2 separate regions of the Homo sapiens genome follow, and region 1 is linked to region 2. Evidence: read pairs that join two places in POLR2A ChIA-PET (ENCODE). Cell type or tissue: HepG2. All regions are shown on one strand. Each heading gives the region's core, and the rest is flanking DNA. Links, peaks and the distances in the headings are about the cores only.

Region 1 (16,147 bases), core at 4,038-12,037, 190 kb after region 2:
GACAGGTAGATTTATAAGGCTTGAAATTTGTACAAATCAGTTGTCATTCAGTGGGAGCTGTCAATGTGTCAAGCTGTCAGCCTGCTGCGAGGGGACGCCTGAGGGGGAGTACAAGGGGGCAGCCATGGAGAGAGGAAATGAGTTCAAACAGACCTGAAATGGAGCTCAGTTCTCGGGGTTTGCTGCCCCCGTAGAGCCGGCATTGATTTTTCTTGATGTTGAGCAACAGCAAACCTTAAATGACACGTTGTTAGCAATCTAAAGTTGCTGTTTATTGTCTTTTAAATGGCAGCAAATCATGCAGAAGAGAATACAGTGTGTATTTTCGAATTGTGCATGTTTAGCAGCATCCTGTTCATGTCACTTTTCTGGCCTGGCTGGTTTCAACCAAGGGACCTGCTGCTTCACTGATGAGTCCAACTTTCGGTAGCATTTTGCAGACGCAGCGTGAAAGGAAGCTGTGTGCTCGTCTCTCCCTGGGCTATGGCTCGCTAATAAACACAATATTAAAGAAGCAGTGGGTTGATGCTGTTTAGCCTAAAAAAGAGAGTCGTCGTGTCCCTAGCCTGGCCTTACCTCTCTTTTAAGACAGAAGGCCTCAGCTGAGAGGGCTTTCCTGGACAGTGCTGGACGATGTAGTATGTTTTCTGAGAGAGCTGTCCATGACATCTCCTTCTACTTCAATTATTTAAAGAAAAAAAAAAAGCATCAGGAAAATGCTCTGTTACTACCCAAAACAATCTGGTGAATTTCTCCATTTGTTTAAAAGCATCTTCATTCTATAGTAAATATTTGGTGTGGTTCAGATCGTCTTTGCTTGCCTCGCGTACGACTCCTGCGAGGCTTCATATGTAACTCCTTTCGTTCTCCTCCTTCCGCGGTCTTTCTTACGCATACCTAGTATATAGAGAAATTTGAACCTTTTGCTAAGAAGTTATGGAGGGGGCAAAAAAGCATATTTCTGAAAAATAAAATCAAATAGACATGAAGGGCCTTACTTTTTCAATGTATGTGGCATTTAGCAAAGCACCTGGGCTTCTGTCTAGATGTTTAAGCCTTTGCACCTTTGGACAGAGTGTCCAGGCTTTAATCAGTTGTATGATTTCCGCTGATTTTGTGCATTCCTTGTCCATCAGGTGGCAAAGAGGAGAGGAGGTGGGGGCAGGGGCAAGGGAAGAGGCCAAGAAGGGGAGAGGTGGCTGGGGATGGAAATGGGAAGGTGACACTTGAGGAGCAGTCAGCACCAAGAGGTAAAAAAATTAATCTAAGATTTCCATCTAGCCATTACCGGCTGGCGTTCACGGCCTCTGAGCCTCTGAGCTAAAAAGTCTGCAGAGAGTCTCCTGGCGCTACAGAGTTTGTCTTGTAAAAGTGCAGCTGTCCAAAACATGACAGCTACAGCATTAGCAGGGCCATTAAGAGGTGTAGAACATTTCCAGGGAAATGATTTGAAAAATGACAATGCTGGCTCCTGTGTGATATTAATTATACCCTGTACTCATGGCAAATAAGCTAAAATCGCTGGCAAGAAAGACTAAGTGAGGTGTCCTGGTTCTGACCGTCATTCGGATCAAACAGCCGCCAAGCTGGTGAGGGCTTTATGGTCCACAGGTAATTGTAGGGTGAGAGGTACATGCTGGAAACCATCAGTCAGGGCTGTGTCTGGAGGATGGTCTTATGGTGAGTATGGATTGCAGGCAGCTGGGGCAAAGCAGGATGTCCATGGAGACGGCGGGTAGTAGAAGGTAAAAGGTTGGCAGGGCTGTCCTCCATCCATAGCATGTAGATCCAAGCTGCGCTGCCCAGCAGACCTTTCTGTGATGATGGAAATGTTCTACATCTGCAGTGTCCAATATGGTAGCCACTAGCCACATATAGATATCGAGCACTTCAAATGTGGGTACTGTGACTGAGGAACCGAATTTTAAATTTTATTTGCTTTTAATTAACATTGAAATAGCCACATGTGGCTACCATAATGGGGAGAGCAGGACCCTAGAGAGTGGTTTCTCCATAAGATTCTGAGGCTGGAGTAGGATGTAGAAATGAGTGGTGACAAGAGTCAGGACTTGCACTGCAAGCCCTTCCTGGTGTAAAATAATCCATAGCTTTCTCTAGTTACTTCTTACTTTGTTATACCCTGACCTTACCCAGGGCAGTAAGCAAGAATAAGTATAACCCATTTTACAGATGGGAAAACCAAGGCCTAGGAAGATCAAATTACTTTACTTAAGGTCACAGAGTAAGTCAGGCACTAGGTCTGCCAGTGTCTTTTCTTAAGATGCTGTCTCCTTTTCCAAGGGCTCTGATGGATGACACCTTTTTCCCCCCAAGTAAGTCTGTGCTACCCATCTGCTTGGCCTCAGGCTCCTGCATCTTCTTTCCACAGCATTCTTTGTCTTAACATCCAACACCTTGCGTGTGAAGGGCATGCCCAAATCTGAAACAGCTTAGAGGATGCTCCCCATTTCGCTTGCCTTGGCTGTACTTTCTGGAAGGTGGTCAGTCCATTGGCCCTGTCCCCTAGGGAGCCCTCCCTTAAACCTGGCAGCCCTGCACTTCTGAATTGTGCTTTTGACCTGTGGATCAGATACATCATCCTCCTCTTGCCACTGATCCTGTAGCTAAATTACCCTATATAAACAAGCCTTTGTTATTCCTGACTGTGAGAGATGTGGTGCTGGCTCTTGTTGAAGAGGAAAATAGACCTGGGAAGAAAGAGGTCATGAGCAGGTCAAAGTGCCAGAAGAAAAGGCTTCTGGGGCTAAAGTTCCCAGATTTGGGGTTTGTGGGGCAGGGGTAGTGTGGGGTATACTGCATGAAGACCATCCACAGGGACGTGTATGCCATGCCATGCATGTGACCACCTATTTGTATTAAGTGGAATCCACCCATGAGATTTATCAAATAAAAAATCTAAAAGAAAGCCTGGGCTAAGTTCTGCCTGGACCTTTTGAAGAAATGTTGAAATGTTGCTGGGCTATGATCTACTAATCCTTCAAGTGTGCTGAACATGAGAAATAGCATTCACTGTTAAACCACCAAGTGCAGAGAAAATGTCTTGAAATTATAGTGTTTGGTAAATTAGAGATTGCTTGTATTTCTCCTCTTCCAGAGCTGAGCCAAGGCTGCTTTCCCTCTTTCCTTGTTTACCTTGAAAACGCACTTTGCTGCCTGGGGTGTTTCTGTTAACCTCCCTGAACCCTTGCGATTTCATTCATGTGATTTGTTATTGAATGACCTTTTGAGGATTTTACAAAACATGACCTTTTCTTGTCAAACATTCAAGGGTTTGTAAAGTGAAGCTGTCACGGGGACTCTGCGTGTTTGCTAATTATAACTAATATGTTTCCCCACATCCTTGGAAATGCAAATCACTTATTTGTCCCATGGATGGCTGCTCTTTCTTGCCTGTTGGTCTGAGATGCCTCCGAGCTGCTCAAAGGGACTTCTTTGGCCTGGGAATTCTGACTCTTCTTCTTAAAGTGAGGAAACAGGGACACTGATTTTGTTGTAAGTTAATTTGACCCCTTGGGAACAACCATGGAAGATGCAAGGAGAGAATGAAAGGGTTCAGAACAATCCAATTCTTGAGATACCAATGGGAATAATGGATACTCTCACAGTGTTCTGTGTGGTTCTAGTACCTGCCTTCCCCAGGGAAAAGAGTTTTTGTTTTGTTTTGTTTTGTTTTTTCTGGGTGGAAACAAAGGTGCAAATAAGGGAATTTTTATATACAAAAATAGAATTATAGGCAGAATCAAGGAAAGAAACATTAGGGACTTGCTTTCCATTGGTAATTTGGTATTAAATTTTGGTAATAAAAAATTTAATAATAACAATAGCTTATCTAACATCTATTGAGTACTTATCATGTGCTATACATTGTGTTCAATGCTTTACGTGTATTATCCCAATTATCTCAACTACCCTATGAGCTAGGTGGTATTATTATCATTACCAGTAACTTGCACAGGATCAGTTGGCAAAGGTAGTATTTGACATAGGGTTTTTCTGACTTGACCTTGCTATATCATCTTCTCTGTACATGTATGAATTTTGACTTATGTAGTGAAAGTGATGTATACTACTTCAAAAGCTTATTTTCTTAATGAGAAAAATACTCTGTGCGATATCTTTTCTCCTCCAGAATACTATCTTCTGTGATTGATAATCACTCGATTGAGTTATTGTCAGCTTCCCTAAATCCTGCTTTTGGGAATTCAGTGCTGGGTCAAATCATGTGCCTCATGTTTGCTGCTAATGGAAGAAGAGTTGAGTAGGGCTCCTGAGACATTTATAAAAATGCAGCCAGTGAGTTTCTTATTAGGAGGAAAAAATAACCCCCCCCAAATATTCCAAATGATGCACCGTTACTGTCACTAATGATTTGGAGTTAAGGGAGGAGGGATTTTGATCTAGAATGACTAAGAAATGGCTCCCTGTCTCTAAGTTACTTGTTAAAAGGGAAGGGATGGGATAGCATATGGACTGAATAAACTTCAAATTTTCTGAGCTTGGAGAAATTCCATTTCAATTGTGTGTAAATTGCTTGAAGATATTGTTTTATTTTGGTTCCTCTCCACTCAAGGTAGGGCTGTGTCTTAGAGAGGTCGGCCAGCCATAAAGGAGCTCAATGTTGGATTCTCTCCCCAAGGTCTAATACGGAGTCTCCTTTATAACATTCAAATGCTTGGCCCTGCTCCACTGTTGATCCCCCTAGTCATTTGGAAAACTCTATTTATCTAGGTAGGGGGATTACTGGGCTTTTCCAGCTTCCAAGCATAACTCCTAGGAGATGTTGTCTTTCAGATGACTTTCATGTGTTTTCCTTCCTCATTCATTTGATAGACATAGATGCACAAAGTAATTTGTGTCTTTGAAACAATGGAAATTTTTGAAGTGTTGGCTCATATTGTTTGGAAAGGGTCATTACAACTTTATATATTAAAAAAAGTTCAGATTCAGGATAGAAAAATATATTTCACTTCTTTTATGAGTCTGTTCTCAAAAGCCAAGCAATTTGTTGTGAAAGAACGTAAGAAATACTGAGAATGAGAAAAGTTATTCATTCTATAAAGCCCTGTCCCTCCTCATACTTCTTTTTCCCACTACAGGCTTTGATTGCTTCATAAATGACCCTCAATGTGAGAGAACCTGTCCGCCCTGCTATTTCAAATGTATTGAAGATGTTTATGATGGATAGTTAGGTTTCAACTATACAGTAACCCAGCTTTCTACTAAAGAGGGCCCTTATATCTTAATGCTTAATAGCAATGGCTTATATATTTCAGGATCTTACCATTCTGGATATAGTCAGCCTCATCTTAAAGTTTTTTTTTTTTTTTAAGTCAGTATTTTATAAAGTGGATTTCGGGTGAAGAAGGAAGATCATGAAAATCTCATCTTTGGAGCTTCTCTTTTAAACTGAGTCAAGTTTAGGGTCTGTTTCATTATTAAGAAGGTACTTTTTAAAATAGTTCTGTCAACTACAGTTATTGGCAGTACCCAGGGCCACGAGACACTTTGCCAGTAATTACTATCCAGGACTTGCAGCTTTCTAGTAGAAGTCTGAGTGTTTTTTAAAATCTTGAAAAATATTATTTAACTAATTCTAATATCATATAAAGCACTTTTAGGAGAATGGAAGTGTAAAATGGAACACTGTAAAATTCATAAGAAGCATAAGAAAGAGAGGGAATAATTGTATTAGGTTAGTGATTCCCAATATTTTAAGGAGAAAGATGTGAGAATCTGATGAAAACTGGCCATTAGTCTCAGAAAAATACACATTAACATAACATTTTCCATTTAATTTGAGATTCATGGATTCCCCTCAACACCATTCTTGGGGCTCTAGATAAAGCACCTTAGATTAAGAATTCTTCCCATGGCAATGAAGAATCATGCCTGGTCAAGGAGGCAATTCAGACATTGATAGGTTGTTCAAGCTTTTAAAGAATTGAGGCATAATTTTGTTTTTTTGATCATAAAATTATTGTTCCCTATGCATAAATACTGTGTCACCAGTACTGCGTTGATGAGGACAGCCAAGGATCTTGATACCTATCAGCTGAGCTCTTAGAAATCTAGCCATGAACTGTTAGCTTTCTAAGCAGTGTGGGATGATAGGAGAAAAACAATGAATTTAGTTCTGGGAGACTTGGGTTCTAGCCTTTCCCCATACATTGTAATGATGAGCAAGTCATTTGACCTCTCCAGTCCCCAATTTTATATCAGTTGGATTGTGACCCCCCAATGTGCCTTTAATCTTAAAATTCAATCAGTTAACCATTCTTTTTTTTTGTTTGCAATTTGGATTTTATAAGATCAAGCCCATTTCCAAGAAGAAGGAGGTCAAGACAAATTTTGTTTCTTAGAAAAGGTTCATATTTAATTTGGGGATTTCAGAGAGTCAAGAAGAAATAATACAGATTATCTGTTACAGTAGAAATGCTGAGTTTCCTTGGGGTGAAATATAGTGAAAGATATGAAATTCTAGGAGTATTAGTGTGGGGCCAGAATGCTTTTCAGACCCACTGGGACACAAAAATTCAATTTATTTGTCATTGCTCATGTTTATCATTATTACCTCTGCCGTCTTCCAGTTATTCCTTACTACTGCCTTCTTAGATAGAGCTAAGAGTTCCCGGCAACTGTTCTGAAGTTTATCCTTGAATGAGTCCTGGGGAACTGAAATGAGCTATGTTGCTTACACAAGTTTATGGTATTGAGTATGTAAAAACTGATTATATGAATTGGAGTTATCTTGTCAAACCCAACTAAATTAGAGTTGAGAGACTGGAGGAGAAAAAGGACTCAGGACACAAATGCCTGCCCAGGGGTGATACTGTAAGCCAACTGCCAAAATACTATGATTTTAAGAACAGTTTAACCTAGTAGCTGCTGAAATGAACTGCTGTGACTCTCAGACTGGTGTTACCTGCTGCCCCACCACTTACCAATCAGAGCTTGCCCACTTCAAAAAACTTCACTAGTGCCAATGAGTTTTCTTTCAAAAGAATACATAACATTTCTTTTTTAATAGAGCCCCAACCTTCCTTCTCTTTGTTCTTGTGACATACTGAAGACCACCGCAGTCTGTGTATGCCCCAAATTGCAATTCAGTTTTCCCAAACAAAATGTTTTGTTTAGAGATTTGTCTCTATATTTTTTATTTGACTTTGACAAGTAGAAAAGGAGAAATTCATTGGGACAACTTGCTTAGTTTCAACCTGGGTTCCTGGATTCTAAAAGAGTAACAAAGATAAACTGGGAATGCCACACAGTTCATATGACTAAATACTGTGCAGTGGAAAAGTCTCAAGACTGGGAATATAGAGACTTGAATTCTAAATCAATTTCTCCAAGTTTGATTATGAGTGGCTTCTTTATGAGAGTCCTTTCTTCCTGAATGTCTCCCTGACGCTGGTTGGATTTTTGATAGCTCAGATGATAGGAGCTGTTTGAATATAGAAGACAGTCTGTTCCACACTGTAGTTTACACCAGTCTTCAGTCAAGAGTCAGCCTGTTCTCCATCTGGATATGTTCCAAAATTTCCCGTGTTTGCCCCAAGCAGAGAATCGCACCTAGAAAGTTTGTACATTGTGGGATACTTAACTAAAACATTTTCTTCCCCAGCAGTCGAAGGACAAGAAAAAGAGAAGTTAAACATATTGAAAGGCCACTGATGGAACACTTTGATCTGATTGGAGAGTGACAGCAGGACCCTTGTCCTAACGCATCCTTTCTGGGCACATTCTAACCCCTCCTGCCGCTGCTCTAATGTTAAGAGTGATTGGAATGAAAATAATTATCAGTATTTCAAACATGAAGAAACTGAGTTGCAGAAATTAACTTATCTAAGGTCATGGTGAAGCTGGGACAGAAATCTACATTTCTTTGGCTTGAATGGCCAAGTTCTTTGTGTGAGCAGTTGAAGGAGAAAGAGTGATGGCAGCGGCTGGGAACTGAGTACTCTCTTGCCGTCTCACCTCCTCCCAAATAAGCCTTTCTTTCTTTCTTTTTGAGACGGGGTCTTGCTCTGTCACTCAGGCTGGAGTGCAGTGGCGCAATCATGGCTCACTGCAACCTCTGCCTCCTGGACTCAGATGCTCTTCCTACCTTGGGCTCCCAAGTAGCTGTAACTACAGGTGTGCACCACCATGCTCAGCTAATTTTTGTATTTTTTGCAGAGATGGGGTTTCATCATATTGCCCAGGCTGGTCTTGAACTCCTGGGCTCAAGTGATCCACCCGCCTCAGCCTCCCAAAGTGCTAGGATTACAGGCATGAGCCACTGCGCCTGGCCAACCCTGTTTTCTAATGGTAAGATAAGTAAAGTTCACTGCTGGTAACTCCTTCTCTTAAACCCAACCAAACTGAGGCCAGTCTTAACATGTGCTCTTGCATGGGTATGTCTGTGTTAAGTGTGCGAGAAGGTAGAATATTAACTCTCTTACCATGTAGCTGAATTTCTTCTCTGTTGATTCAGAAATGGAAAGAAAATGTCAGAACTCCTGTAATGCCTTTAAAACAAAGGTGCAGTGAAGGTATTGAAACCAGAAATGAAAATAAGTGGGCTATTTTTAGAACCGAGGTTCTATTTTCTCACTGACTCCCAGTTTCTAGTTAAGGGCAGAGTCCATTCCGGGCTACATGGGCTCTATTGGTGCCCTTCCAGAAGCCTGCATTTCCACTGCACCTTTCTATTTCAAATGTTAAAGGACTGGGGACATTTATAGGAGGTGATGGTCTCTTGGCACAGAAGACTATGTCTCCCAGAGCTGCCGCAGTGTTTTTTCATCCCTTTCTTCTCACTTCTTTTCTGTTTACCTTTGGCTTGAGTAAGTCGATTGGCATGTCTCTTTATATTGGGAAAATTCACTGTTTGCCACAAGCAAGAGAGAAGGCAGAAAGCATGGATACAAACAGATCTGAGGGTATTTTTATGTCTGTATCTCTATTTCTGGGGGCAAGGGACAGTGTTGCCATCCATTAAACATTTATTGTATTAGCAACCTCTGGCCATCCCTGCTAATGGAGGGAAAGGATGTTATGATAATCCAAAATAGCACAAAGTTCCCAGTTTTAACAATTTGATTTGGCAGTGCATTACAATAAAATCCCATGAATTCAACCTAATTAGGAAGGAGGCCAGTTTGGATTAGTGAAGCCCAAATGATATTTTATGGAAAATTGATTTTGTAGCTTCCAAATTTATGCAGCCACTTGAATTAGATATCAAAGTCTACAATAGAAATTCCCGGAACAGTTTTAATGACTAGTTAAAAATACTTGGCATTTTATTACAAAATGTTAGAGAAATGGTTACTTCCAAAGTGATCAAGACATTTCAGAACAGTCCTCTTGAGTTTTAACTATCTTCTGAAAGTCTTTCCTATCTTGTATTTATGAACAAGGCCTTTCTTGACATACGATAGGAAAGTAAATGCTTGTTAAAATTTCTTCAAATTTCTAGTCTGTTAGATTCGAATGAATAAAATTGACCTACATGATATTTTCCCCTCAGCAGATTTGTTGTCTTAATTCTGTTATGTTAAAGCTACTACAGATGGGAAGCCATTTCATGTAATACTGTATTTCTTTGGATGTTCTTATATTGAACTATATTTTTCTATTGATACAGGTGATAATTTTGTAGTGCTCTAATTTATAGTGGGCCCTTCCACTTTTAGTTTTTAACACATGATTTTCTCAGGTCCTAACCTTCTTTTCCTCCACATTTAATTATCTGTAAACAAATGCTAAAGCATTACAGATGAGCATCTTTTTCTTTTTAAGGGAGAATCACTGCCTTGTTTTGGTTTTGTAACAACAGCACTGTCTTCATTCCTCATGTGCAAGCAAGTGAGGTGACTTAGTGATTTCCAAATGACTGGCTGCACTGGAACCACCCAAGGAACTTTAAAAAATTGTGATTCCTAGGCCCCACTCCTGGAGATTTTGATTCAGTGGTTTTTTTTTTTTTTTTTTTTTTTTTGGAGCCCAAGATTTTCTATTTTTAACCAGCTCTCTGGTTGCTTCTGTTAGGTATCCAAACATGAAGTGGTTGCCTGGAGTGGTTAAAAATCCATTGTCCATATCCTAGCTATTGTGAATAATGCTGCCATGAGCATGGGAGTGCAGATATCTCTTTGAGATACTGATTTTATTTCCATCAGATATATACCCAGATAACCAAGAGAGGGAAACAACCTAAGTGTCCATTGATGGATGACTGGATCAAAAATTGTAGTGTGTGTATATATATATATATATATACACACACATACACAAAGCAATATTATTCCACCTTAAAAAAAGAAGGGTGTCCTGCCATTTGCAACATGGATGAACCTGGAGAACATGGTGACATAAACCAGACTTAGAAGACTACTGCATGATCTCACTTATATGTGGAATCTAAAATAGTCAACCACATAGAAGCAGAGACTAGAATGGTTGTTACCAGGGGATGGGGGGCCAGGGAAATGGGAAGGTTGTTGGTCAAAGGGTACAAAGTTTCAGTTATGTAGGATGTAATAAGTTCTGGAGACCTAAATGTACAGCATGTGACTATAGTTAATAATATACCACTGTATACTAGGAATTTGCTAAGAGAGTAGATCTTAAGTGTTCCCACCACACACAAAAAATGGTAACTATGTGAAGAGAAGACTACATTAATTAGTTTGACTATAATGTTCAGTTCACTAATGTACATGTATATTAAAGCATCATGTTGTATACCTTAAATATATATAAATTGTATATATTGACAATAACAAAACCCAAGAGCCATACAAGGCCACAAGTTTATTTTGCATCTGCTATACACAGATCCAGAGTTGGTTAGTTTGGGAAGCAGTGGTATATTGTGAGCCTGCAACTGTGAAGTGGGGGGCATAACCCTTTAAGTGAGGATAAGGCTGATGAGTCAGATCATGTTTGCACTTCACACCAGGGTCTAGCTCCTCTCTGTTCACTGTTTCTTCCAAAGAATCCCTTTTTGGTTACTGTCTCTGCCTGGGTCACCTGTCTTGATCAAGGGCCACATTCCAAGCCTTGGTCTCCAGAGAACTTCAACACGACCAACAGTTTGTCTGGTGCAGTGACCCTTCACTATACTCACTCTCGTCACCTGCACGTACTCTCAAAGAGTGTACATCTTCTCATCAGCTCTCCCTAGTTTGTTCACGGGCCACAATGGAGCTTGCACAGCACCTAACTGAACACTAGCTGCCCTTGAGGTCATTAGCATTCAGGGTTGTGCTAGCATGCAGCCAGCACTCTCTAGGTTGGGAGGTGGGGTTAGAATCAAGGAATCAAGCCCAAAGTATTAGAAACAGGAGGCTCCAAAGAAAAACTCCCTGAGGAGGCTTGGTATGAAGCTTTGAGGCCGCTGCTTGGAAATGGGCTTTGTAAAGACACCCACACCCACACTGTTAATTTGTAGGGCTGTTCATGAGTGAAGTGTCAAGTACTGGGGTTCTTGTCAATGGCAATTAATTGGAACTTAAAACTCTAGTTTTTGAAAGTGACGTTTAAGAAATAATCACCAATGAGCTTCATTTGAACAATATCTGTGGCCATACCATTGTCCATTGGCCTTCCTAGTGGTCAATCTCTGCTCTCCAGCACCTACTTCTAGAAGGAGTAAATGTGGCATCTTGGGCGAATTCAGCATCTTTCCCCTTTTAAGAAAATTGATTAAGTTGATGTAAGCATTTCATTTTCTTAAAAAGTTGCAAAATTAGAATAAAATACTTTGCCAGGTGGTAAGCATTGTGGACAGGTGTAGTGCATTGGAAGGAGCCCTAGCCTGGGCGAGCTGAGAAGCCCTGAGTGTGTGCTATGATGAGTCTTGCAATTACAGAGCATGATGTGAGCCTCAGGTGGAACCAGGCTGCGATATGCGTGCTCTGTGTGGTCCTGTTGTGGGAGCAGGCATCCACAGTCACCCTTTTTGCCCAGAAGGTCTTCAGTAGGCAGGGATGTAGTCTCCCTAGTGAGAAGAAGAGGCTGTTAGACTTTATTGGCCCAATAAGGGAAAGAATGCCCAGTCTCCAGGACTTGGCCCAAGTGTGGCACATCCCAAAGATCTCAGACCTACACTAGAAGCTTTTCTAGGTGGAGTGTATAGTATATTCTAGGACTGCAAAATCCTGCTAACTTGGACAAACTGGGTAAATTACAGCTTCCGAACTGGTGAACATACTTAATTTTTTAAAAAAGAAATACAGCTTTATCACTTAAAAAATTGTGATAGGATACATGTAACATAAAATTTGCCATTGTAACCATTTGAAAGTGCCATGATTCAGTGGCATTTAGTACATTCACAAGGTGGTGCAACTGTCACCACTATTTAGTTCCAGCTTTATCACTTTTAAGTATAGAAAATATTTTGAAATAACTGGCAAATTCTTTCTATTGAGAAGTAGTCCTCATTAATACTCATGTAGACACAGACACACACCACACCTCCCACATCCCTCACCACAAACACACACCCCACACACATCATACACCCCCACATACAACATACACACCATTCCTCCTCATACTTCCCTACACCCCACATGTACACACAGCACTCCCTGACACCACATAGACAAACACATACCACACCCCCACATACACACACACACCACACATACACTCATGTATGTAAATATACAAAGTACAGTATATTAATTTTATAGTCTCATCGTGGCCAGAAGGACCTTAGAGAGTCTCTGTCCAACTCCATGGATGAGGGAACTGTGATCATGGCCAGAGACTTTATGGGACTGGCCCATGTTCGGGTGGCAGAGGCAGGCCCAGGTTCCCCAGTCCTGACACAATGTATTTTCTTTAATGTCTTTATAATAGGCAATACATGTTCCCTAAAATGTATTGTTGAACTGAAACCTTTAAGAATCATTTATTCTCTTTGTATGAATGTTTTTCCCTCAAGTCTTGTTTACATTGTGAGCTTTCATAGCAAACCCTTTCTTTGGCCCAACGTAGGCTAAATTTTACCGCAAATTCCAAATGATGGGAGTCGTAAATTTTTCTTTTTCCTGAGTTGGCCTTGTTCTGGTGGAAACTTAATGTGTGTGGAGTAATGAACTATTCTGCTGAGGGGAGGTGGACTTGGGTGACAGCATGCCTCTACTCTTACAGGGTTTGGGGTGGTATGAGGTTGGGGACAGGGAAGGCTGCTGCAGAGGCTGGAGCTGGTGGGGCACTCAGACAGGGGGAGCACAGGGTGAGAGGGGCAAGGACCCCTAGAGAGAAGCCCTGCCTCTTTGGTGTCCTTTGGAGGCAGAAGGTAGGCATTAGGAGTGATGATCTGGACAGGTCCTGTGTAGCTGGGCGTTTGTGGAGGCAAGTGCAGCCCTGATCTACTCTCAGTTGTTGGACAATGGCATGGGCTTGTAAAGTCGATCTGTGAGCAGGACCTTGATCGGAGTCCACAGTGGGTGTGTAGCTGCCAGTGCTTGACTCTGGTTTCATTTCCTTTTTATTGTAATAAAATTTACCATTCAAACTATTTTTAAGTGTACAGCTCTGTGGCATTACCCGCATTCACATTGCTGTGTAACCGTTACAACCATCCATCTCCAGAACTGTTTTCATCTTCTCAAGCCAAAACTCCATACCCATTAAATAGCCACTTGCTATTTCCCCACTCCCCTCCTCCCCTCAGCCCCAGGCAGCCTCCATTCCACTTCCTGTCTCTGTGAGTTTGACTACTCTAAGTTATCTCATATGAATGGATGCATACAGGACTTTTGTCCTTTTGTGACTGGCTTACTTCTGTTTTCTTAACATGACTTTATCAGCAGCTAGCCCATACAGTGCTTCTGGGAGAAGTAGAGAAATGTGCTCCCCTTCTCTGGGTGGATGTAACCCCTGGCCAGAAATTGAGCTTGGCAAGCACAGTATAGGTTGGATTTCAGTCTCCACCTGTCCTTTTGGCCAAATGCCGTCAGCTAGTGCACAACCTGAACAACTGTTCGACTTGGTCCTGTGTATCAGGCCTGCAAAAGGAGATTTCCTCTTGCCCTGGAGCCCCTGGCTGGGTGTCCTCCCTGTTGATACTTTTTTGGTCCCCTTCTCCTATTCCCCAGTTCCCTCTGCTGCCTTAAGGTTCAGTTTTGTTGATTTGCCCCAGACTGGGACCTCCAGAGAATAAAAGGCCAACAGAAAAGGTGAATGGGGTTTCTAGAACAATATAACTCATTCAAATGCCATTTAGTGTGGGCTAGGTACGAATGACTTATGTGGATTAGATTTCCTTTGGAAATACCCAGGGGGTTAAAAATTAAGAGGAGAAGTGTGTAGAAAAATAAGTGCGAGGTTTTACTTATGCAGTGCCTTTGAAGACTAGTTGAAATATTTAGCAAACTGAAAATGCAGCTGGTTGAATGTGCTCTGAACCGTGCTGGGCCCTTTAGCCTACCTCTTTTAATAAACTAGTGGCTGAATTGAAAGCAATCTAGGCAATAATGAATATTCTTATAAATCTCTCTGGTTGAGAAACTCTAAAAATATAGCCAGATCCCAAGCAGTACCTATTTCCTCTTAATTCTACTATAATACTTGAATGATCTTTTATAAGACATTAAACTTTAATTGATGCCATTTTACTAAGCAGATTTTAAAAGCAGCAATGTCAGTAATTGAACTGATCAAGATGACTTTTGTTTATTATGTATGATGTGGAAAGAGGCTTTTATAAAATGTTATTTTTGTTCTGATTTCCAAAGAGTTTGCTTATTTATTTACTTATTTTATTTATATATTTATATATTTGTATATATAAATATATAAAAATATATTTTTGAGTAGTGGATTTAGAGAGGCAATAGTGTGGATAAGAACTGATAAGCACAGATTTTCATGCCCTCTCACTGTGAAAGTATTAGAGAAAATATTGATGCAGAACAAGGAAAAAACTGTGTAAAATAAAGTGTAAAATGAAAAAAAAAACCTGGGTAAAATAATCTAGTGGAGACATTTTTCAAAGTATTAACTTTGGTGGGGAAAAAAAAATGGAAGGTTGAGATTTTGCTCATGTCAAAAGACTTGGCCCAGCCTTTCAACTTTGCTATTGCTTTCGTTGGTTTGCTGTGCTAAGAGCATTACTCAAACGTATGCTATTGTGGTTGAACTTCTTCTTTATCCTTCCTTCTTTTGACGTTCCTGGGCAAGGCTGTCTTCACTCAGGACAGGCATGTTACACAGTGGGGAAAACTGTAGACTTGAAAACCTTGCCAATTTTTTTTTTTTTGTAGCAGTTAACTGTGGCTCAGGATTAAACAGTAAGAGCACTATCTGGCTTTCTTCCTCTTTTCTTCCACAATCCCCCCCACTTCCTCCTGAGTTTGGTCATTAGTTTTGCTGCCTTTGGAGTTTTAAAAAGTTGGATTGTTTCTCTGTTATAAAAATAACACATACATCAGACTTGCAGATAGCTACTAGCCAAGAAAAGAGGCATTTTAGGGGCAGTGAGGGATAGGGGTGGAGACCAGGCAATGAGTGGTGTCCTAAGAAACGGAGAGGATGGAGGGGAACATTGTTGTGTGGACTGGTACACTTAAAATATTTATGGATCAGACAGTATCTCTAAATCTCTGTCCTCCTTATCTGCACATCACTCTCGCTTTTTTCATCCCTACCCCTGGGGCAGCTGTCTCATTTTCTAGGTAAAGAAAACCAAGAGGATTCTGCAGCACCTTTAGGTGTGATTGCTAATGGTATGGTGTTTGCAGAGTTCTCCAGGTTTCATCTTGTTTTTTCACAAAAACAAGATTTCTTATGCAAAATGGGTCACCAAACAATTTCTCCAGAGCAACAGCCAGTGTTTCGTGCAGGGGAGATGTTAGCAAACCACTGACATATGGATGTGATCTCTGTTACTTTGACCAGATTCGGTTTCTACAGAGTACGTGAGAAGGGAAGATAAATTTTGTCCTAGTAATACTATAGCGACTCATAAATAAATGGTTACCCTTTGGTGCTTGCAGTTTTCATTAAAGCCGCCTGAGCTTTGTTATTGACACCATAGGTTGCCTATTCAGGGAAATGCAGTAAAATTTATCAGTATGCTTTCTGCACCTAATAAATCATCCAAACAGGGAACCATATGGCAGAT
Region 2 (16,147 bases), core at 3,115-11,114:
CCTGCCCTGCAAACTTCCCGGCGCGGCGCCGTTGAGGCCAGGACACAGCAAAGGCTAGCAAAACCCCGCCGCGGCGCGCTCGGCCCCGGCCCTGAGAGGCTGCGCGGGTGGGAGGACCAGTGTGGTTTCTGCTCCCACTCGGCTGCCCAGACCCTCAAGACCGATCCCCCAACTCCTGGGAGCGGGTGCTTCCCTCTGGGAGCCGAGATCTTGCGGGGCCAGCGAGGGCGCAAAGTGCGCGCGCTGGCCCGCGCGGGGGCGGCCGCGCGTCTCTCCGCGGGGCCTGTCGCCAGGCCGGCCGCGGCGCGTGAGTGATGAGGGCAGAGAAGGGCGCCCATAAATCGCGGGTGTCAGGGCGAAAAACTCTCTTTATTGTCTGCGTGATGGATGGGCCCGGGGACGAGACACCAAATACTTCGTATCGCCTTTAAATGGGAACACATTTTCCGCGGCCATAATTCATGTTTTTTAAATAGAAAGTTTGAAATGTTGCCTATATTTCACCAGCCCTGACATATTTATGAATCGCTCCCTGCATGCAAATATCATTACTTAAAGCGCCGGGGAGAGCGCGGGGGAGGGGAGGAGGCGCGGTTCCCGGGGCGTGGGGGTGGTGAACCGGGGAAATATCGGTGGAGGGGGGCCATCTCCCTAAAGGGCAGAGGGTGAGGTGCGGTGAATAGCCGTATCCGGAAACCGAGCGTGCCCCGGGCTTCTTTCCCGCCGCCAGACCCCGCACAGCCGCCCTGGGACGTTTTTCGAGGCTTGGGACCTAAGACGGGTCCCCGGACCCTGCTGGGAAACCAGGGGGCGTTTTTCGTCCCTCTCTGAGGCCATTATCCAAGCTGAAACCACCTTTTATAAGAAAAAAGTTTAAAGAAAAAAAATTTAACAAACACAAATAATAATAATAACCCAACATGTTTCGCGTTCTTTGCCACTGCATCGATTTTATTGATTTTCATTCTGCAAACCTGGGAATGTGCGCGCTCGGGAGGGGAGGCTGTCAAAACCCAGTCATCGCGGGGACTGGATGGGGGACAATTCTCCGACGCCGCGGCCTGGACCCGCCCCCACCCAACCGGCGCACCACCTCCCAGGCACCACGGAGCCTGCGCAAGCTGCGGGGCCGTAAAGGAACCGGCCCCCAATCTCCGGGGCTTCAGTCCCGCCCCTCTCTCCCCCCAGTGCCCTGCAGCGCTCCCAGGGTCCGTGTCTGCCCTCCCCAAGCCCCCACTGTCAATACAATCCCTGTTAAAAAAAAAAAATCTTTTTAGAGCCAGGCACGTGCCGTCGGCCTCTCCCCTGCCCGCCTGGCCCAGGAGGCGCCCACACCTGCGCCCTCACTTGCCGAGACTTTTACCTGTGCAGTCCCCGGCGGCGCCTGCAGCCGCGCAGGTAACCGAGAAATGGAAGGGAGGGCTGGGGAGTGAGAAGGACAGAGAGCACCGCCCGACACAACCAGACGCGCGGACCCGGGGCCTCCTCTCTGGACCGGTGCTGGGGCCCTGGTAGAACCAGCTCCGGGAGCCGAAATTGAGCCATGAAGAGTGGGCCGAGGGAGGGGCGAGGGGAACGGGCCTCAGGAGGGAGGGGCGGGCCCGGCGGCACTTCCGTTGGGGGTGGGGCTGCGGGCTGCCGCGCCGGTCCCGCCCCTCCGCCGCGCGGGCCCGCCCGCTCCAGGCCAGGCTCCGCCCCCACCGACTCGGAGCTGGATCTCAGGCCACGGCGCCCCCCCAGTCGCGCCCCCAACCCCGGAGGCCTCGGGCTGAACCGGGTTTCGCAGGAGGGCACAGGGCGGCTCCCTTTTCCTCACCTGGGGGTACTCTCTTTTTAAGTCATAGGAACAGAAGCATCTGCAGACTAGGATCCCAGGCCCAAACTTGCACGTGAGATTTGTTGAAACTTAGGTCATTTGGTACTCCTGACACCTGCCTGGCCCAGGGGTCCTCACGCTCTCTCTGCGGATGTGATCAGCCGTCCTCTTGGACAGTGGGGAATATAGTCCGTGCTCATAGGGTCCCACCTATCTTTCAGGAAGAACAAAAGCAAAAACTAACACTTTTTGATTGTTCATTTTGTGCCAGGTGCCATTTAAAAATTTTGTATGAATTATGTCCTCGCCCACAGCGACTCTCTGAGGTAGGTACCATGAATGCCCCATTTCATAGATAAAGAAATTGAGGCACAGAGAGAAGAAATCTGCCTTGCCTCACCCGCATCCCATCCTCATCCCTTCTTTCCTTCAGATCTGGGGCATGCCAACTCCTTACTCTGGGGGAGTATTGGAGGGAGAATTCTACTTTTCTGATGGGGGAGTACCAGCCTGTTAACCACAACCATTTGCAGCTGAAGCCAGTGCAGAGCAGGAGGGAGATCTGCACAGAGGAGAACAGTATAAATGGCATGGGGTCATCTCAGCCCCTGGCCAGCTCCCAGCCTAATGGGAAAACCGGACCATTGAGCATTCCTTGCTGTTTCCCTGTAGTCCCAGCCCAAGCCAGCATGCTCTTTTTTTAAAAAGCAAATCCAACCATGTTTCTCTTCTGCTTAAAGGCATCCGGGTTCCCATTGTTCTTGAGAACAAGTTGAGCTTGCCTCCCCTGGCTGGCGGGTCTACACTGGCTCTGCCCCAGCTTGCCTTTCTGCCTTTGTCTGCCTCCACACCCCCTCACCTGGAACTCCTGCTACCCAAGGCTTCCTTTTAGTTCCTCAAATGTGCCATGCTACTCCCCACCTCAAGGGCTTTGCTCCTGCTTTTCTCTGTCTCTCTGGAATGACCTGTCCTTCTCTTCACCTGGCTTGCGCATACTCTTCCTTCAGGTCTCAGCTCACACATCACTTTCCTGCATCCTCCCGCCTCCCATTACCCTCACTTATAATAGAATTTCCTGTTGAGAGTCTGTCCGCTTCACTGGATGGTAAACTCCCAGGGGGTAGGGACTAGGGCCGTTCCTTCAAGGAACAAATGAAGAAGGAACATTTGTATAAACCACCAACTATGATGAACGAATGAAACTGCCCTTTTTGGGGCCACCAGTAAGTATTCTCCATGGTCTCACATTCCAAGATGTTCTCAACTTAATGAGGGCGATGATACAAATCTCATGAAAACATATGTTATTTTGAATGCCTTTATTGTAAATGTCAAATAAGGGGATGCTGGAGGAGGTTGGAGAAGAGGAATATGCATGGATTACAGCCATTTATTCAGGGTTTCAAGATGCAAGATGTGTTGGTTGACACAATTTAATGGAAAACCATGCCACCCACGACCATCTCCCAGTGTTGGGCATGTATGTCTCAAGGCTCTAGCCTGCACCCCCTTTCCTCTTCCTTTCTTCACATATTATTGCTATCACAGTTCAGTTCTTACTAGTTTCTGACTTAACTGCTGCTACAAGAACCTTCTAATTGTTCTGCCCATCCTCCACCTCTCCTGCCTCTAATCCATCATACATACTCCTGCTGGGTTAATTTTCCTGACCACATCATTCCCTTACTCAAAACTCTTCAGTGGCTCCCTATGATACAGTGTAACACTTGACTCTTCATAGCCCACTTCCAAACTACTTTTGTAAAGCTTTAAGATGCATTCCAAAATTATGAAAGAAACACATGTTCACCTCAACCAGGAAAACACTCAAAGATATACAAAGAAAAACATCAGTGATCTTCCTCACCTCCTCTGCATTTCCCACCCAGTCTCCCAAGACATCCATTGTTAAGGACCTGGGGTATAACTTCTACCTCTTTCACCATGCTCCATGCTCATAATAAACTATATTCATATATGTGGAGCTATTGTGTTATTGCCTATTTATACAAAAAGGATTATATTAGGGGTCTCTGCAACTCGCTCATTCATTCTTAATAATAAATGGGTCTATAGATATGGAATGAATATATTCATTTTTTAGCTACATAGTAATTTTAATTTATTTTTATTTTTTTTTAATGTATGTATATATGTATGTATTTTAGACAGGGTCTCACTTTGTTGCCCAGGCTGGAGTGCAGTGGCACAAACATGGCTCACTGCAGCCTTGACCTTCCAGACTCAAGCGATCCTCCCGCCTCAGCCCCTCAAGTAGATGGGACTACAGGTACACACCACCACGCCTGGCTAATTTTTGTATTTTTCGTAGAGATGGGGTTTTTCCATGTTGCCCCAGCTGGTTTTGAACTCCTGAGCTCAAGGGATCCACCTGCCTTAGCCTCCCAAACTGTTGGGATTACAGGTCACCATGCTGGCCAGCTACATAATGTTTCATAAGATGTATATACTGCACCTATTCAACCATTCCCCTATTAGTGGGCACATAGATTGTTACCAGGTTTTTTTTGCTAATAAAATTTCTTATGTCTATATCCTTGCAATTAGTGATTTTACTTCTCTAGGATAGTTTACCAAAAGTGCAGCTACTTACACGTCAGCCAAATTGAATTTCTTTGTTCTCCCCACATGCCCTGTGTTTTCCTTCTGTCTCCTCTCCTTGGAAAGCCCTTGTCTTCCACGCTTGTGTGTCTAACTTCCAATCCTGCAATGGTCAAATCTGATACCAGAATTTAGATATATTATCTGATATCCACCTCCCTCCACCTTCCTCATTTGAAAACTGTAGTAGTGTACCAGGCCCAGGCAGTGGTTTGCGATTGGCATAGGCCAATCATGACAATCTTGTTTTCATCTTTCCCTTGCATCCCTGTAGCTGGGTGGCCATGCAACCTATTTTGGCAAATGAGGAACAAGTGGAAGTACAGGGGTGGCAAAGCAGTAAGCGAGTGTTGAGAAGCACTCTATTTTCATGATCAAAGGGGATGATGCCTATGGTTAGACCCTTCCCTTTCCCCTCCTTCCTTGCATGAGCTTGGACATAATATCTACAGCTGTAGTAGCCATCTTGTGACTATGAGGGAAAGTCCTAGAAAACAGAAGAAAGAAACTTAATCCTGATGTCATTGGGACACTGAGCCATCACCAACAATCCTCCTTCTCCAAAACTTTTATTTTGTTAGAAAAATCCCTATTCGTTTAAGCCAGTGAAATTGGGGATTTTTATAATTACAGACAGACATATTCTTCACCTTCTTTAACAAGAAATACCACCCTCCGTCTCAAAAAACAAAAACAACAACAACAACAACAAAAAAACGAAATGCCATCACAGTGGTCCAAAACAGTTTTTAGAAACTTATATTAGAGACTTGCCTTCAAGTATAGTTTTTGAAATAGCCTCAGAAGCAGGCAAACATTTTTATGGCATGGCTTTGGTATTTTAGAATGGCCAAAAGACACCTGGAGGCAAGTGTGGTAATACCTTTAACCTTCAGTGCTACAAGTAAAGTATTGCATGGTGGACATTTAATTTCTTCCTACTCATTTGGTTGCCTAACATCTGAATCCTCTTCCTTGTTGGAAAGCAGGGCCTGCGTCTGATTACTGAAGTGGGAGAGGCCACATCCTCCCTCTCTCTGCCCTCTAACCAATGGATGCTCCCTACCTGGGTCTCAGACTCAAGGGGTGAGCAGAGGATTGTGGTAGTTTGGAAACTCTTCTCAGTAGCAGCAGTGAGCCCAGTGCAATAGCATTGACTAGGAAGGGCAGAGAGGACAGTCACTGCCATGTGCACTGTGATCATGGCAGCCACTCAGGCAGTGGCCTAACTCGGCTGGTATGGTAGCATGGCCAGCCGCATTTCCATTTCCCAGCTGCTGACAGTTCCTGTCCATTTCCCAAGTCTAGGTCTCCAGTCTTCCCACTGATTCTGTGAACTTCCTGATATCCTTCTGATACATTCCTTTTCTGCTTAAGTTAATCAAAGCTAGTTCTGGTCACTCACAACCAACAACGTCAACTGATTTGCCATAGCCTGGCTGTTCAGGTGGCTTCTAAACAGGTCCAATGGTGATTACTTCTTAGTTGTGTCTGTGGGTTCCTATGATGGGTACTTGTGTGGGACTCCAGCACCAAACAGCCTGGCTGAATACCAACCTAGCCAGGTAACGACTTCAGCTGAAAAACTGATCAATGCAGTAAAGAGAAGCAGTCAGGTCAGCATTGAGTGAGAGAATCACACTTGGTTTTACTGAGTGCCTACTGTGTCCTGGACACAATTCTAGGTAGCTTACAACATTATCTTACCTCTTACCAAAGCCCGGTGAGAAAATGATTTTTATCTCCATCTGGTTTGAGAATGTACAGAATTTTTTCCCTTCTAGCCCTTCCCTCCCACAAGCCTGGATGACACCCAATATGTCTGATGAAGGTGTCTAAGGCATCAAAGGACACTGTCAAGATCGACCGCCTTAGGAAACAATCAACTCTGCTTCTTCTTAGCAGAGCTTAAGAGCTTAAGAAACTGGTACCTTGGGGTGCTCAAAAATGTTTGTGGAATGCAATCAATGGCACAGAAACATCTCCAGGGGACATTTCCTTGGGAAAGTCATGGCCTGAAGCATTTGAGGTCTTGTGTGAGTATTGGGGGAGTACCAGGGAAGAGGTAGGTTTTCCCTACTCACTGCACTGCACTTTCCCAAACCTTGACCTTGGCCAATATGCTTCATGTCTCTGGGCTTAGTGTTTATTCTTCTTTTCTCTTCTTTTTCTGTCTCTATCCCTACTTTTTCCCTTCATTTCCCCTCACCTTTTCTGTTAATCAAGGCATTAATAAGGACACAAATGATGTCATCTTACTTTTATTGCCTACATAGTCTACCATATGCATCAACTACATTCAGTAAATATAGGTTAGGCCAGGTGTGGTGGCTCATAGCTGTTATCTCAGCACTTTGGGAGGCTGAGGTGGGAGAATTGCTTGAGGTCAGGAGTTTGAGACCAGCTTGAGCAACATAGTGCGACCCTATCTCTACAAAAAATGAAAAAAATTAGCTGGGAGCGGTGATGCACACCTGTAGTCCCAGCTACTCAGGAGGCTGAGGTGGGAGGACAGCTTGAGCCCAGGAGATGGAGGCTGCAGTGACCTGTGACAGCACCACTGTACTCCAGCCTGGGAGAGCAAGACCCTGTCTCAAAAAAAATTAATATATAGGTTATATAAATAGATTTTTAAAGATTTGACTTTCTTAGTCCCCACCTTTGTAACTGAACATGCTGCCCCGCAGTGACTCCTACCAGCTCTTTGACCACATTCTCATATTCACAACGTTTTACTTGAACAGCCAAAGGCTTTATCATGTTCTCAGTCTCCCTGCCCTGCTGCTTCAGAAGAAAAGGGCGACCAGCCCCTTCAGCGGGGGTGGAGGTGTGCAGTGAGAAGTGGCAACAGTGGCCCAGGGAGCTGGCTGGTGTTGGGAGGGTGGGTCTGCCAGGCTGTGGCGGGGTGGGGGGGGGCAGGCACCACTGGACCTGCCACCAATGTGGCAGGATTGGGGGGATCTGGTGGGGATCAGCTCTGACCACTAGCATCATCTTTGACCTCTTTCCCCCTTAATCATAATTAGCACCCAGACTGTGTTGACTGATTCTCCCTTTGAAATGGGAGATCCACAAGCATTTATGGAAGGAGCAAATGAGTTACTTCCTGCAGAACCCAGGTGTGAAAGGAGTTAGTAAACATGCCAGAATGAGGCCGGCAGTCACGGGAACCAAATGTAGATTAACCCAAAATGTCACAAAGATAAAAAGTAGGGGAATAAGGGCTTTTTAGGAAGGATGGCATTCCATCTTCCCCGAAATGCTTCTGCCTCAAACTCAGTTCTCCTCAACACCCATCTGAAATCCTCCTACGGTAGCCTCCCCTAGTCCTACCTTCCCAAACACTGCTTTGATTGGATCCCACATTGCTCCAAACCCTCATGGACAATTCATTTTCTGCCAAAAAGCATTTCATGTGCCTTAGCTTCTCTCCTTCAATCCGTTTTTTTTTTTTTTTTTTTTTTGAGATGGAGTGTCACCTACTCTGTCACCCAGGCTGGAGTGTAGTGGCATGATAGCTCATTGCAACCTCTGCCTCCCAGGTTCAAGTGATTCTCCTGCCTCAGCCTCCTGAGTAGCTGGGATTACAGGCGCCCACCACCACGCCTGGCTAATTTTTATTTTTTTGGTAGAGACAGGGTTTCACCATGTTGCCCAGGCTGGTCTTGAACTGCTGGCCTCAAATGATCCACCCACCTCGGCCTCCCAAAATGTTGGGATTACAGGCGTGAGCCACCATGCCTGGCCGCTCTCCTTCAGTCTTACTGTCAAGACTTGCTTTCCACTGTCCCTGAGGACCAGCCATCCAGCCAGCCTGGAATCTTCCCCCTGCACCAACACACCCTTCTTTGTCCCATCTGTACTCATTAGGCTCCCTCCTGTACCATCCAGCTCAGGACACAGCACCGCCCTGCCCCTCCGTCCATCTGATTAGAACATGGTGCTTCAGCATGTGGTGGTCTCTGGGGCATGACTGCTTGGGTCTAAGGAACAGCAGTACCACACTTGCTAGATGTGTGACCTGGGGCAAGCTTCTTCACCTCTCTGAAGTTTCAGTTTCCTCTTCTGCCAAATGGATGTAATAATGATCTCTACTTCATATGGTCGATGGGTAAATTAAATGAGACAATGCATGTGCCTGGCACAGAGAGTGCTCAAAGTGGTCATTATTATTATTATTATCCCGTGTTCTTTCTTACCTCTGAATCCTGGCGTGCTTGCTGTCTGTGCCACTCATCTGGCACTTAATTATCTACTAATTGATGATATATTTTATTAGCTATTTAAATTCTTATTGTTTAGCTTTTTGTGTATATGTGTGTGTTTAACTTTCCAATTAGATCTTAAGCTCCTCCAGGGCTGAACCAGATGCCTTCTTTATACTCTCAACACAGACTAGCAGAGAGCTAAGTAACAAGCAGGCACTAATTAATGAACACTTACTAAAATGGGTAATAAAACATTCAATGCCTGTATAGTTTTTTCACAACCAGGATCTCCCTTAATCCTCGCAACAATCCTATAAGGCCTATATTGTTATCCCCATTTTACAGATGACGAAACTGAGGTTCACAGAGAGAGAGTCAGTTGCTCAAGTTCCAAAAGTAAGGGCTCTCTGTGGCCTCACAAGAGCTTCCTTCAGCTTTCAGAAATCCTGGCAATGCCTCCCTCTCATGCTCTAATGACCAAAACACACCTTCTCTGCTAACCCAGTTAAGCATCCCTGACACCTCTAACATTCTTTCCATGTGCTCATGGGAAGAGATGTTGAAGATATATCGTTAAATGGAAAAAGCTGGTTATGAAAGAGCAGGGGTGCACACAAACCCACAGCAAATACATATCACCTAGAAAGCTGGCTGCAAGGGAGTCTATGGGACCGCTGGTCGTCTTAGGGGGTGGGGTCGTGGGTGATTTTAACTTTTTCTTGCTCACCTGTAGTTTCTACTACAAACATTCATACTTTTAACATTGAGAAAAAAACAATACAAGTTTTGTTTGCTTACTTGTTTAACAGAGACAATGATGCAAGCCTCCTAGTTGCCTTTTACTAACAAATGCTCCTAGTGGAGGCAAGCTCTTCCCTCTCCCTTCCTCCCTCCTCACTCTGAGCCAGGTGGGCAGAGACCCATCGCTGGCACTTATTAGTCACAGGTTTGAAATGCAGGGGTGGGTTGGGGAGGTAGAAGTGATTGGTGTGGGGTGGGAATTTGGGGATTCTTTTATCCCTTGCATCTCAAAGGCTGACAGGCTCTTGAGGGGTGGAAATGACTGGTAATTAGTGAACCTTCTCCAGAGTATACACGAAAGACACACTTCACAGTCTCCGTGACCTCTGCAGCCCGGTGAGGCTTTGTTATGTAGATGCTCTTAATTGGGTGAGTCACTTACTGCAAACAGCTTCAGGAGAGAGCGCTGTGGGCTGTTTCAGGGAGGCTTCCTACTAGGGCTTCTAACTCAGGAATTAGAGGGGTTGACAGCAATGGCCTCCAGGTAACTCCACTCCCACCCCCATAGAAATGAGAAGTGGTCCCCATGGTTAGAAGTCAACACAGCAAGCTTTTAGGGCATCTTGAGTATGAAGAGTGTTAACTGATGGCCTTCATCCTCCTCCTCCTCCCACTCTCCATCTCCCTCTTCTTTCCAGTTTATTGATTATCCATTCTGGGCGAGGCTGGGAATATTTTGAGATATAAACTGGGTTCCCTTCATTCAAGGAACTGACCACCTAGTTGGGAAGTCAGGAACAGATATGCGTGGACATAACACCACCAAAAAGCAGGCATCCATGTCAGGCCCAAGGAGATGCATTAAAATGACATTTCAGATCCTGGAGCAGTCACTGAAGGCTGGACCATCAGGGAAAGCCTGTCCACAGGGACAGCAGGACTTGGAAGGTGTTCTGGGGAGAGGGATTCCCGGGATTCAGAAACTTTACAAACAAAAGCATCTTCAGGTCACTGTCACACCCAGAGCTGTGGCCCCCAGCACCCTAAGCGTGGTGCAGACGTCAGAGACACAGAGTGCACTGTGGGAATGACTCATGGGTGCTCAGGCAGGCTGTTGGTCCTACAGAGTCCCATCTGCTGCTTTCCCCAGAGGAGGGCACAATGCATGAAGGCTTTCAAATGCATCATGTCCCAAACGGAACTTATCATGTGGTATTTTGGTGAATGACAGCATCTAAGCTCCTTCATCCTTTGCTCCCAAACAGGCATTACATTAAGGCAGTTGGGCGGCAATCTCTTTGCAACCATCCCCTCCTGTCCCCTTGCATCCCTATTGCTGCATTCTCTCTTCAGGCCCTCGCCACCCTTTCTAGGGGTAGGATACACTTGCAGGGTCTCTGCGGACATTTTCCTACTCTCCCCCTTCTCAGCCATCCTTTCCCAAACTGTCAGATTGATTGCTCTAAAATGCCGACGTGCTTAATTTTACTCCCATTGTCCTCAACGTGAGGCCTAGTCAGCTCTTTCCCATCTGGCCCTTGCCTGCCTCTTTTGCTGTCCAGATCGTCAAGGTCACCAATGACCCACAAATTGTTAAATCCAATGTTAATGCTCAGTCCTCCATTTACTTGGCCTTAACCAGCACTGGACGCAGTTGATCATGCCATCTTCCTTTCAGTCCTTCACATTGTATTTATTTATAACATTTTCAAACATATGAAAAAATAGGACAATGAATGCCCAGTACCCTTCACTTCAACTCACCACCTGGCAACACTTCGCCACATTGGTTCTCCCTCTCCTCCCCACCCTGCCACACACAATTTTTGGGAACCATTTGAAAGCTGTGGGCATCTTGATGGCTACTCTTAATTTCTTCATGTCCTAAGGAAAAGGATATTCTATTATGAAACCACAAGACAGCACAACGCAGAAAAGTAATGTTAATTCAATATCGTCAGTAATATTATCAAATAGTTCACATATAAATGTTCCCAGTTATCCCTATCATGTCTTTTTAGCTGTCCCTCTTCCAGTTCCAGTGTTCAATAAAGGAGCATGCATTTGACTTGGCTGTCATGTCTCCTTGGTCCATTTTTATCTAGAACAGTTCTCCCAGCCTTTTTGGTTTTTCATTATATTATTTTGGACAGTCTAGTGTTATTGTCTTATAAAACATTCCACTTTCTGGATTTGTCTGTTTCCTCACCCATGGATCCTGGTTAAACTTTTAATGGCAAGAACAGCATGCAGGTGGTATGTACTTCCCATTGAATCACATCAGAGGCCCATGATGTGAGGTCGTATCACCCTTGGAGATGCTGTCTGAGCTGTTGGTTAGGGTTGTGCCCCTTAGATCTCTCCACTGTAGAGGTACATTTTTCCCTTTGTAAATTCCCCTTTGTCTGTGGGGTGACACTTTGTGTCTATTTTTAATTTAATTTTATTTTATTTATTTTGAGATGGAGTCTTACTCTGTCGCCCAGACTGGAGTGCAGCGCCATGATCTCAGCTCACTGCAACCTCCACCTCCCAGGTTCAAGTGATTCTCTTGCCCCAGCCTCCCAAGTAGCTGGGATTACAGGTGTGCACCACTAGGCCCGGCTAACTTTTGTAATTTTAGTAGAGATGGGGTTTCACCATGTTGGCCAGGCTGGTCTCAAACTCCTGACCTCAAGTGATCAGCCCTCTTCGGCCTCCCAAAGTGCTGGGATTACAGGCGTGAGCCACCGCACCCGGCCTGTGAGGTGATACTTTGGAGGCCATGCAAATATCCTATTCATTCCATGCTTTCAACATCCCCTGGTGATCCTTGGCAACATTGGTTATCACCTTGGGAACCCTGTCTTTTCTGATCACTTTCTTTTCTTGGCTCCCAGGCCCTAACTTGCCTTTGATTCTTCCTTTCCTCTCCAGTTGCTACTTCTCAGTCTCTTTGTGATTCTTCCATTTTCTTTGACCTCTAACTGTTGGAGGGTTCTAGGGCTCAATCTTCAGATCTTTTTCATCCTGTCTTTTGGCTTTATATGCCACCTGAAAGCTGAAGACTCCCAAATTTCTAACTCTAGTCCAGATCTGTCTCTTAAATTCCACACTCATGTATCCAGTTTCCTTCTTGTCATCTCCACTTACAAGCCTCAAAGTCAAGGCCAGGCACGTGGCTCAAGCCTGTAATCCCAGCACTTTGGGAGGCTGAGGCTGGAGGATCACTTGAGCTCAGGATTTTGAGGTTACAGTAAGCTCTGATTGTACCACTGCACTCCAGCCTGGGCAACAGCGAGACCCTGTCTCTAAAACCCAGCCAACTAAAAATAAGCATCAAAATCAACTTAGGCCAGGCTTGGGGGCTCACGCCTGTAATCCCAGCACTTTGGGAGGCCAAGGCAGGCAGATTGCCTGAGCTCGGGAGTTTGAAACCAGCCTAGGCAACATGGTGAAACCCCATCTCTACTAAAAATACAAAAAATTAGCTGGGTGTGGTGGCGGGCACCTGTAATCCCAGCTACTCAGGAGGCTGAGGCAGAAGAATCGCTTGAACCTGGGAGGCAGAGGTTGCAGTGAGCCGAGATCGTGCCACTGCACTCCAGCCTGGGCAACAGAGCGAGACTCTGTCTCAAAAAAAAAAAAAAAAAAAACTCAAACTTATCAGGTCTAAAAATGACCCCTGATGCCCTTCACCCTCTAATTTTCTCATCCATTGCAATTCATTTATTCAAAAGATATTTGTTGGGCTGGGTGTGGTGGCTCAGCCTGTAATCATCAACATGTAGGGAGGCCGAGGCAGGTGGATCGCTTGAGCTCAAGAGTTCGAGACTGGCCTGGGCAACATGGTGAAAGCCTGTCTCTACAAAAAATACAAAATTTAGCTGAGCATGGTGGTGTGTGTCTGTGGTCCCAGGTACTCGGGAGGCTGAGGTGGGTGGATTGCTTGAACCTGGGGGCCAGAGGTTGCAGTGAGCCGAGATCTCACCACTGCACTCCAGGCTGGGGGACAGAGCCAGACCCTGTCTCTGTCAAACAAAACAAAATGCAACAAAAAATAAAATCAAACTATTTGTTGAATGCCTACAATCTGCCTGACATGACTCTACATTTTGGGAACAGAGTAGTAAAAAAAAAAAAGAAATTCCACCCTGTGGAGCTTACTTTCAGTAGGGGAATCAAAAATAAATAAGTAAATAGAGAGCAATGAGTGCTGTGGAGAACCATACAGCAGGGAAGGGGGACGGGAGCACCAGGGTGGACAGGGTGATTAGGGAAGGCCCCATTGAGAAAATGAGATGAAGCCGAGACCGGCAGAAAGTGAGGGATGGAGCGTGACAACTCTATCCTTCTGGCTGCTCAGGCAAACACCTTGGAGCTACGCTTGACTATTGGTTTCTTACACTTTCCATGTCCAATCCATCAGAAAATTCTGTTGATGCCATCTTCAAAATACATCCAGGCACTGTTCACAGTCCACAGGATTCCTGTGACAGCCTGCTGTCTTGCCTCCTGGCCTCTGTCCCTTCTCCATGATCCATTCCCAGCACAGCAGCCAGAGCAGTCTTTTTTTATTTTTTTTATTTTTTTGAGACAGAGTCTTGCTCTATCGCCCAGGCTGGAGTGCAGAGGCCCGATCTCGGCTCACTGCAACCTCCACCTCCCAGGTTCAAGCAATTCTCCTGCCTCAGCCTCCCAAGTAGCTGGGATTTCAGGCATGCACCACCACACCTGGCTAATTTTTGTACTTTTAGTAGAGACAAGGTTTCATCATGTTAGTGAGGCTGGTCTCGAACTCCTGACCTTGTGATCCGCCTGCCTCGGCCTCTGGAAGTGCTGGGATTACAGGTGTGAGCCACCACGCCCGGCCCAGAGCAATCTTTTTTTTTTTTTTTTTTTTTTTTTTGAGACAGAGTCTCACTCTGTTGCCAGGCTGAAGTGCAGTGGCCCAATTTAGGCTCATTGCAACCTCCGCCTCCTGGGTTCAAGCGATTCTCCTGCCTCAGCCTCCTGAGTAGCTGGGACTACAGATGTGCCCCACCACGCCCAGCTAATTTTTGTAGTTTTGATAGAGACGGGGTTTCACCATGTTGGCCAGGATGGTCTTGATCTCTTGACCTCGTGATCCGCCCGCCTTGGCCTCCCAAAGTGCTGGGATTACAGGCATGAGCCACCACACCCAGCCAGCCAGAGCAGTCTTTACAAAATGTGAGTCAGATTAGGCCCATCCTCTGCTCAGGACCCCCGATTTAGCCAGGAGTGCTCATGCCTGTAATTCCAGCACTTCGGGAGGCCGAGGCGGGCAGATCCCGCAAGCTCAGGAGTTTGAGATCAGCCTGGGCAACATGGCAAAACCTCATCTCTCCAAAAAATTAAAAAAACATTACCCAGGTGTAGTGATGCGCACCTGTAGTCCCAGGTCCTCTGGTTGCTGAGGTGGAAGAATTGCTTGAACCTGGGAGGTTGAGGCTGCAGTGAGCTGGGATCATTCCACTGCACTCCAGCCTGGGTGCCAGAGCAAGACCCTGTCTCAAAAACAAAAACAAAACAAACAAAAAACCCTCTCCATCTCAGGTGGAGTACAAACTCAAGTCCTAACCTCAGCCTATTTGGCCCTACATGATCTGTCCCCTTCACACCTGCCCTGTGACTTCACTTACCATTACTCTCCCCCATCACTAACTCCAGCCCGACGTGCACTTGCTGCCTCAGGGCCTTTGCACTCGCTGTTCCTATTGCTAGGCACATTTTCCCCCTAGAAGTTCACTTGGCTCTCCCCTACTTCCTGCAGATCTCAGCTTCATCTCAGTTTCTCAGTGGGGCCTTCCCTCGTCACCCTGTGTACCCGGCACTCCTGTCCCCCTTCCCTGCTGCGTTGTTCTCCACAGGACTCATCACACTCTGTATTTTCCTTCTCCCCTTCCCCTTTCCTTTCCTTTCTTTTTTTCTTGTGTTGCTCTGTTACCCAGGCTGGAGTGCTGGGATCACAGCTCACTGCATCCTCATCCTCCTGGGTTCAACTGATCCTCCTACGTCAGCCTCCTGTGTAGCTTGGACTACAGGCGCGCACCACCATGCCCAGCTAATTTTTTGGTAGCTTTGTAGAGACAGGCAAAACCACATTTACCAGGCTGGTCTTGAACTCCCGGGCTCAAACGATCCACCCACCTTGGCCTCCCAAAGTGCTGGGATTACAGGCGTGTGCCACCACACCTGACCTCCTTGTTTATTTTCTGTTCTTCTACTGAAAATGAGCTCCACAAGGGTAGAAACTTTCTTTTTCTTTTTTTTATAGCTATGTCTCCAGAGTTTAGATTCCTGTCAGGCAGACAGTAGGCACTCAACTAGTATTTTTTGAACAAATGAACTGAATGAATAAATTTCTAGCACCTCAGTATAAGCTATAAATCCTCTCAGGTTTAAGGAAGTACTGGTACCTATAATGTCTGCATTCTCTACTGGCCACTAGTAGCTATTTCAGTGAGACGGGAGACCAAGACATGCCTAGGAATGGGGTTCAGGGTTCAGACCATAGCTGTGAGATGGCACACATGGATCCAAGGTTGGCATGTGTCTCACGTGGCTATGTGCTTACATGTATGTTTGTGGGCTTTTTTTTTTTTTTTTGAGACAAAATCTTGCTCTGTCACTTAGGCTGGAGTGCAGTGGTATGATCTCAGCTCACTGCAGTCTCCGCCTCCCTGGTTCAAACGATTCTCCTGCCTCAGACTCCCAAGTAGCTGGGATTATAGGCACCTGCCACCACACCTGCCTAATT

The links. ChIA-PET counts read pairs that join two places held together with the same protein. Peaks named below come from ENCODE experiments on the same cell type or tissue, not always from the same donor. Only the 100,000 strongest peaks of a DNase experiment are listed, where the experiment ranks them.
Region 1: POLR2A ChIA-PET joins it to region 2 with 5 read pairs; 5 of 35 experiments call an interaction of 5 or more read pairs at or near these places.

The regions. Positions count from the first base shown.
Region 1 is chr10:75,597,847-75,613,993 of GRCh38, forward strand. The region is part of intron 2 of LRMDA (leucine rich melanocyte differentiation associated); the gene reads left to right. Among named protein-coding and RNA genes, the nearest start is that of MIR606, 53 kb to the left of the region's middle. RefSeq lists enhancers at 1-124, 2,387-2,966. In HepG2, for the core only: no CTCF peak of the experiment used is centred there; a DNase peak (open chromatin) is centred at 8,735.
Region 2 is chr10:75,408,043-75,424,189 of GRCh38, forward strand. It overlaps LOC101929234 (a long non-coding RNA gene), which reads left to right and starts at 1,115. Exons shown (of 3, transcript NR_110304.1): 1 at 1,115-1,398; 2 at 2,088-2,142; 3 at 2,250-3,282. It overlaps ZNF503-AS2 (ZNF503 antisense RNA 2), which reads left to right. Exons shown (of 2, transcript NR_024421.1): 2 at 1-940. In HepG2, for the core only: no CTCF peak of the experiment used is centred there; no DNase peak of the experiment used is centred there.